Linked DNA regions of Homo sapiens: region 2 is linked to region 1. The links are chromatin loops, found by intact Hi-C in ENCODE. Cell type or tissue: PC-3. All regions are shown on one strand. Links, peaks and the distances in the headings refer to the core of each region. The heading gives the core; the rest is flanking DNA.

Region 1 (2,918 bases), core at 140-2,639:
TAACAAGTTAAGAAACCATCTAGGAAGAAGGGAAAACTTAAGTTTTTTGTTTGTTTGTTTTTTTGTTTGTTTTAAGTTTAGAACCACAGTCCCTCCGGGAACTCTTGCAGATGAGTGCATAGGATAGAGATAATAGAAAACAAAACCTCTGGCAAGGGAACCATAAACTCACTGATAAGGAACTGCAATAAAGAGAAACTTTAACAAGAAAGACATAACAAATAGCTGCATAAACTGCCTTCACATTTTGAATAGCTCAACAAACTAATGTGTTTCCACACAACTACTCTGAAAAACTTCTCTTCAGAATATCCCTGCAAGCAGAAGAGTACATAATACTTCCACTTGGTTCCAATTAAACAAATTTAGGCTTCAGTTTGATCTACTAAAAACAGCTTGCTAGCTGGGTAGTAGCATGAGCATATTTGAATTTTGTTATAAAATCTGTTTCCCCTCCATTATATGAGCAACAAATGCTTACTATATACTGGTTCATCTTTGTGTGTCTGATTGAATTATATTAACCTGTGTTAAAAAATAATAATAATTTGCCTAAACACTTGTTAAAGTTGGTAAGGCAGACTTTATTCAAGGCGGGGCCATGTTAGTGCATAAAGGGACCACTGCAACAGGGGCTGGCAGTTGGGGAGGAAGACTGGACTCAATTCAGACTCCTACATGACAAGTGGAGAGGTATAGCCAAAGAGCAGGGTGGGGATCAGTGGATGGAAAGTTACCAAGAGGAAACATCCAGGATAAAAGGTCTCTGGCTAAACTGACTGCATAGTATTAGGCTGAAGGGAGGCCTGGGTAATAAGCTTTTAAAGGTGGGGGATTTTTGCCAAGCCAACTTAGCAAGATTCTTGCTCTAACAGGATTCTCCAAGGACAGAGGAAAGCCCAAGGTCAGGCCTAGTCAAGCAGAAGACTCACAGAGCTCCCTCCAACACGACCCTGTAAAACTTCCCTCCAGCCTCTTTGCAGACAACACCTCCTCTACTGTGCTGCCCCAGGCAACAACATGTTTTCATACCTTCTGTAATAAACCTGCCTTTCTTTACCCAAAACCATCTTGGTTAAAACCTTGACTGCCTGAGAGCAGCCTGACTGCAGTTTTTGTCAAAGGAAAGAGTCTTTGTCACCCAATTGTAGTCAATTATAGACAGATTACTGTATTTCTTTTTTTCCCCAAATTCAAACATTCTTTGAAATGCTTTTCTATGTCCATATTGTTCTGTTGACTTAAAAATAAACCTTTCATAGCTGAGTCCTGATGTCTGTGGAAAAAAATAATAAACCTTCCAACATATCTATTAAATGAATAGATACAGCTATTTAGTTGGAGAGACTGGCATGAGGGGCAGTCAGGTGTCCCATTACACCGAACTTGCAACTCATACACCATCTAGGGGCCAAGGGAAAAACTTTCCTTTCACTCTCTGAAAGTTCGCTGAAAAATCAACTCACAAAAGGCAGGTTAATTGGAGAAAATGTCATGGGTGTGACTAGCTAGGGCCAGTGTCTCAGGCAGTCAAGGTTTTTACTAAGAGTTCTGGGTAAAGAAAGGCAGATTTATTACAGAATGTATGAAAACATGTTGTTGCAACAGACAGCATAGCAGAGGGAGGGGCTGTCTGCAAAGAGCAGGGGCTGGAAGGAAGTTTTACAGGGTCTTGCGGGAGGGAGCTATGTGCCAAATGAGGTCATTGTGCCCACCAGTTGTTTGTGACTAGCAGTGTCTCAGAACAATTGTTCATTGTTTTTCCCCACCTGGAGCCCCTTCCTCCTTGTTGCTTACTTATCAGGACAGAAAGGCATACAACTTTGATACCAGTGGGCTGAGGGAGGTCCCCAGATGCTGGTGGGACCTCAACCCCACCCTGTGTCCAGGCTCCTAACACCATCGGGAGAAGGAATTAAAGGATGAGTCAAAAATAGCAAAAGTATGGAGATTTATTGCAGAGGGAAAAGTACACAACTCAAGAAAGGGGAGTGTGGGTATACGCAAGAGAGAATCTGGCTGGGGACAGTGGCTCATGCCTGTAATCCCAACACTTTGGGAGGCTGAGGCGGGTGGATCACCTGAGGTCAGGAGTTCAAGACCATCCTGGCCAACATGGCAAAACCTCGTCTCTACTAAAAATATAAAAATTAGCTGGTTGTGGTGGTGCAAGCCTGTAATCCCAACTACTTGGGAGGCTGAGGCAGGATAATTGCTTGAACCTGGGAGGCAGAGGTGCAGTGAGCCGAGATCGCGCCACTGCACTCCAGCCTGGGTGACAGAGTGAGACTCCATCTGAAAAAAAATAAATGAATAGAGAGTCATGCAGTCTGGTTTGGGTTTCTATCTTTATGGGTTTCTTTAACCAAAGGGTGGAATATTCATGAAAATTCCTGGAAAAAGGGGGAGATTTCTTGGAACTGTGGTGCCACCCATTTTTATGCCAAATATGGATGTTCTTGGAACTGTCATGGTGCTGGTGAGTGTGTGATTTAGAATGTTAATGAGCATATAATGATGTCCTAGGTTTTTAAGCAGAAATTCAAAGTGTGTTTCATGTAGTCTTTTTTTTTTTTTTTTTTTTTTTTTTTTTGAGACAGAGTCTCACTGTGTCACCCAGGCTGGAGTGCGGTGACGTGATCTTGGCTCACTACAACCTCCACCTCCTGGGTTCAAGTGATTCTCATGCCTCAGCCTCCCAAGTAGCTGAGACTACAGGCATGTATCACCACTCCCGGCTAATTTGTGTGTGTGTGTGTGTGTGTGTGTGTGTGTGTGTGTGTGTGTATATATATATAAATAATTTTATTATTATTATTATTTTTTTAAGTAAAGACAGGGTTTCGCCATGTTGGTCAGGCTGGTCTCAAACTCCTGACCTCAAGTCATCCACCTTCCTTGGCCTCCTAAAGTGTTGG
Region 2 (2,918 bases), core at 133-2,632, 64 kb before region 1:
AGGCTGGGCATGGTGGCTCATGCCTGTATTCTCGGCACTTTGGGAGGCTGAGGCAGGTGGATCACCTGAGGTCAGGAATTTGAGACTAGCCTGGCCAAGGTGAAACCCCATCTCCACTAAAAAAAAAAAAAATACAAAAAATGAGCTAGACATGGTGGCATGTGTCTGTGATCCCAGCTACTCGGGAGGCTGAGGCAGGAGAATCACTTCAACCCGGGAAGTGGAGGTTGCAGTGAGCTGAGATCACGCCACTGTACTCCAGCCTGGCAACAGAGTGAGACTCTGTCTCCAAAAAAAAAAAAAAAAAAGATTAAATACTTATACTAAAAAAGAATAGGTATGCTCTCATAGTCAAGGAGATGTGAATTTCTTATTTATCGCAAAGCTTACTTGGTTTCAGATATCTCTCTTAGACCAAGTACATGCAGAATTTAAAAGTCAGAGAGAAAATGAAACCAGATTGTTGAAAAATGGGAAAGGAAATAACTTTCATATAGCCATTTTATTATTATAGAAACTACTAAGTGGGTGTTTCATGGACTTTGGCAAGGAAATGCTGTGGCATTTTCCAACTCAGCCTCACTCTCTAAGTATCTCTGATGTCAAAGCTAACCGGAGTGGTTAGCATTGAAATTTTCACTTAAGTACAACAATGACAACAGCCACTGTTTATCAAGAACAATGCCAGGCATTCTACCTGGATTATCCGATTTACTCTTCATAACATTCTTGCAAATAGTGGTGGTTAAAAATGATAATAAAAGCTATAATTTGTCAAATGCTTAATTCGTTCCAAGCATCGTGCTATGTACTTTTTTTTTTTTTTTTTTTTTTTGGAGACAGTCTTGCTCTGTTGCCCAGGCTGGAGTGCAGTGGCACCATCTTGACTCACTGCAACCTCCGCCTCCTGGGTTCAAGTGATTCTCCTGCCTCAGCCTCCCGAGTAGCTGGGACTACAGGCGCCCACCACCATGCCTGGCTAATTTTTGTATTTTTAGTAGAGATTGGGTTTCACCATATTGGCCAGGCTGGTCTCGAACTCCTGACCTCAGGTGATCCACCTGCCTTGGCCTCCCAGAGTGCCAGGATTAGAGGTGTGAGCCACCGTGCCTGGCCCACTGTGCTGTGTATTTAATCTATTTATATTAATTTATTCTTTGTGGAAACTGTTTATGTTTGTAAGTAGACATCTTATTCTTCTATGAGATTCAGAAGAGTTAAGCAACTTGCCTTATGTCTTAACTGCTGCTAGTAAGACAGGATTCAAACTCAGCCTCTGATTCTAAAACCTATATTTTTTGCATTTTACTTACTGCCTCACTGTCATTTCAACTGGGTGGCAAAGGGGAACATTGACCTCCCTGGAGCTTATGACTGGTAACCAGGAAGTGTCACTGAAGTAAAATGAAGCAGAAGATTTAGGGCCACCTTGAACCAGAGCTGTGTTAGTCTGTACAGACCCCTTTTCAGAGTATGAGTGCCACCTGCTGGAAGGTTATGATGAATCTCATGTGTTTATAAAGAGCAGCTTCCAAAAGGCCTGTCGTAGGTGTGAAAGTGTCAACTTTCAAATACTAATTCTTAATTTACAGTTTTAGGAGTATTGGAACATTTTGGAATTAGGCAAATCTCCTATTTGCCATAAAACACCCTACTTCATTTACCTTCAGTTCTTTGGGAAGGGGAAAGAGGTGTTAAGACATTTTAAAAAATGATACTCAGTGCTTTCTAAAATAAAGTCGGTGATACTGTTCTCACTGAGGGGAAAGATTGATGGTCAAATGAATCACACTGTTACTTAAAAGAGATCAAAAAAGAATAGAAAATTGGATTTACTTTGAGATAAGTGAGTAATTGAAGTATAAGAGGATCTTTCCATTCAGAATGCCCTTGAAAAAGGAGTCAGGGACCCATGAGGGCATCATAGACTTGGAGAACAGAAAGTGAAAAGGGAAGAAAGATGTATACATAAAAATACGAATGGATTCTGGAATTTTTAGTCTAGTACAGACTCTCTAAATTGAGTCAGGATCTAGAGAAAGTTTAGAATTCTAACTGTAGATTATTTTACATTTAGGACAGTGAAAAGTGGACACTTTAAAAATAGCTACTTACATGCTTTGAAAGGAGCTCAGATAAAATATTGGCATGTTCATTGAACATTCTTCATTAGGCTCCAGTGGGATCATGTTACTATGCTGTGAGTATCTGGCATGGAAGATGTTATCATATAATATGAGACACAGGAAAATAATGGTCTACTTAATTGCTGTTTAAGTATGATTACACGTATTTGTAGTTGTATGATGTCATGTTGAACAAACATTTGTTAGACAAGAGATTAAAGTCCGTTGGTAAAATCTGATTTTGCCAAGAGATGGGGAAAGTACAAGTATGGCCATCTCCTTTCACTGTGTCCCTTCTCAGATAACCATGTAAAAAGAAGCTGAGATAGTATGATAGTGTCTTATTTTGGTAGGTGGATTTCTGGAAAGTTCTGTCTTCTGGTGTGTGTATGTATTTGTTTTTAAATTATAAGAGTAATGCTCATTGAAGAAAACTTGTAAAATAGAAAAAATAGAAATATAAATTATGCATAATCTCACACCCAGAAATAACTATTGTTAATGTTTTGGCATATTTCTGTTTGTTTTTTGTTTTTTTGAGACAGAGTCTCACTCTGGTGCCCAGGCTGAAGTGCAGTGGTGCGATCTTGGCTCACTGCAACCTCTGTCTCCCGGGTTCAAGCGATTGTCCTGCCTTAGTCTCTCGAGTAGCTGGGACTACAGGCATGCGGTACCACGCTCGGCTGATTTTTGTATTTTTAGTAGAGACGGGGTTTCATCGTGTTGGCCAGGCCAGTCGTGAACTCCTGATCTCAAGACATCAAGTGATCTGCCTGCTTCGGCCTCCCAGAC

Evidence for each region. Peaks named below come from ENCODE experiments on the same cell type or tissue, not always from the same donor. Only the 100,000 strongest peaks of a DNase experiment are listed, where the experiment ranks them.
Region 2: it touches region 1 in a loop (2.7-fold over the local background); 4 of 110 quality-filtered maps call a loop at or near these places.

Annotation. Positions count from the first base shown.
Region 1 is chr6:110,617,532-110,620,449 of GRCh38, reverse strand. The region is part of intron 12 of CDK19 (cyclin dependent kinase 19); the gene reads left to right. Among named protein-coding and RNA genes, the nearest start is that of SLC22A16, 140 kb to the right of the region's middle. In PC-3, for the core only: a CTCF peak has its summit at 1,412; no DNase peak of the experiment used is centred there; H3K27ac peaks cover 1,192 bases.
Region 2 is chr6:110,681,092-110,684,009 of GRCh38, reverse strand. The region is part of intron 2 of CDK19 (cyclin dependent kinase 19); the gene reads left to right. Among named protein-coding and RNA genes, the nearest start is that of CDK19, 130 kb to the left of the region's middle. In PC-3, for the core only: a CTCF peak has its summit at 1,485 (motif pointing left); a DNase peak (open chromatin) is centred at 1,459; H3K4me3 peaks cover 673 bases; H3K27ac peaks cover 1,514 bases.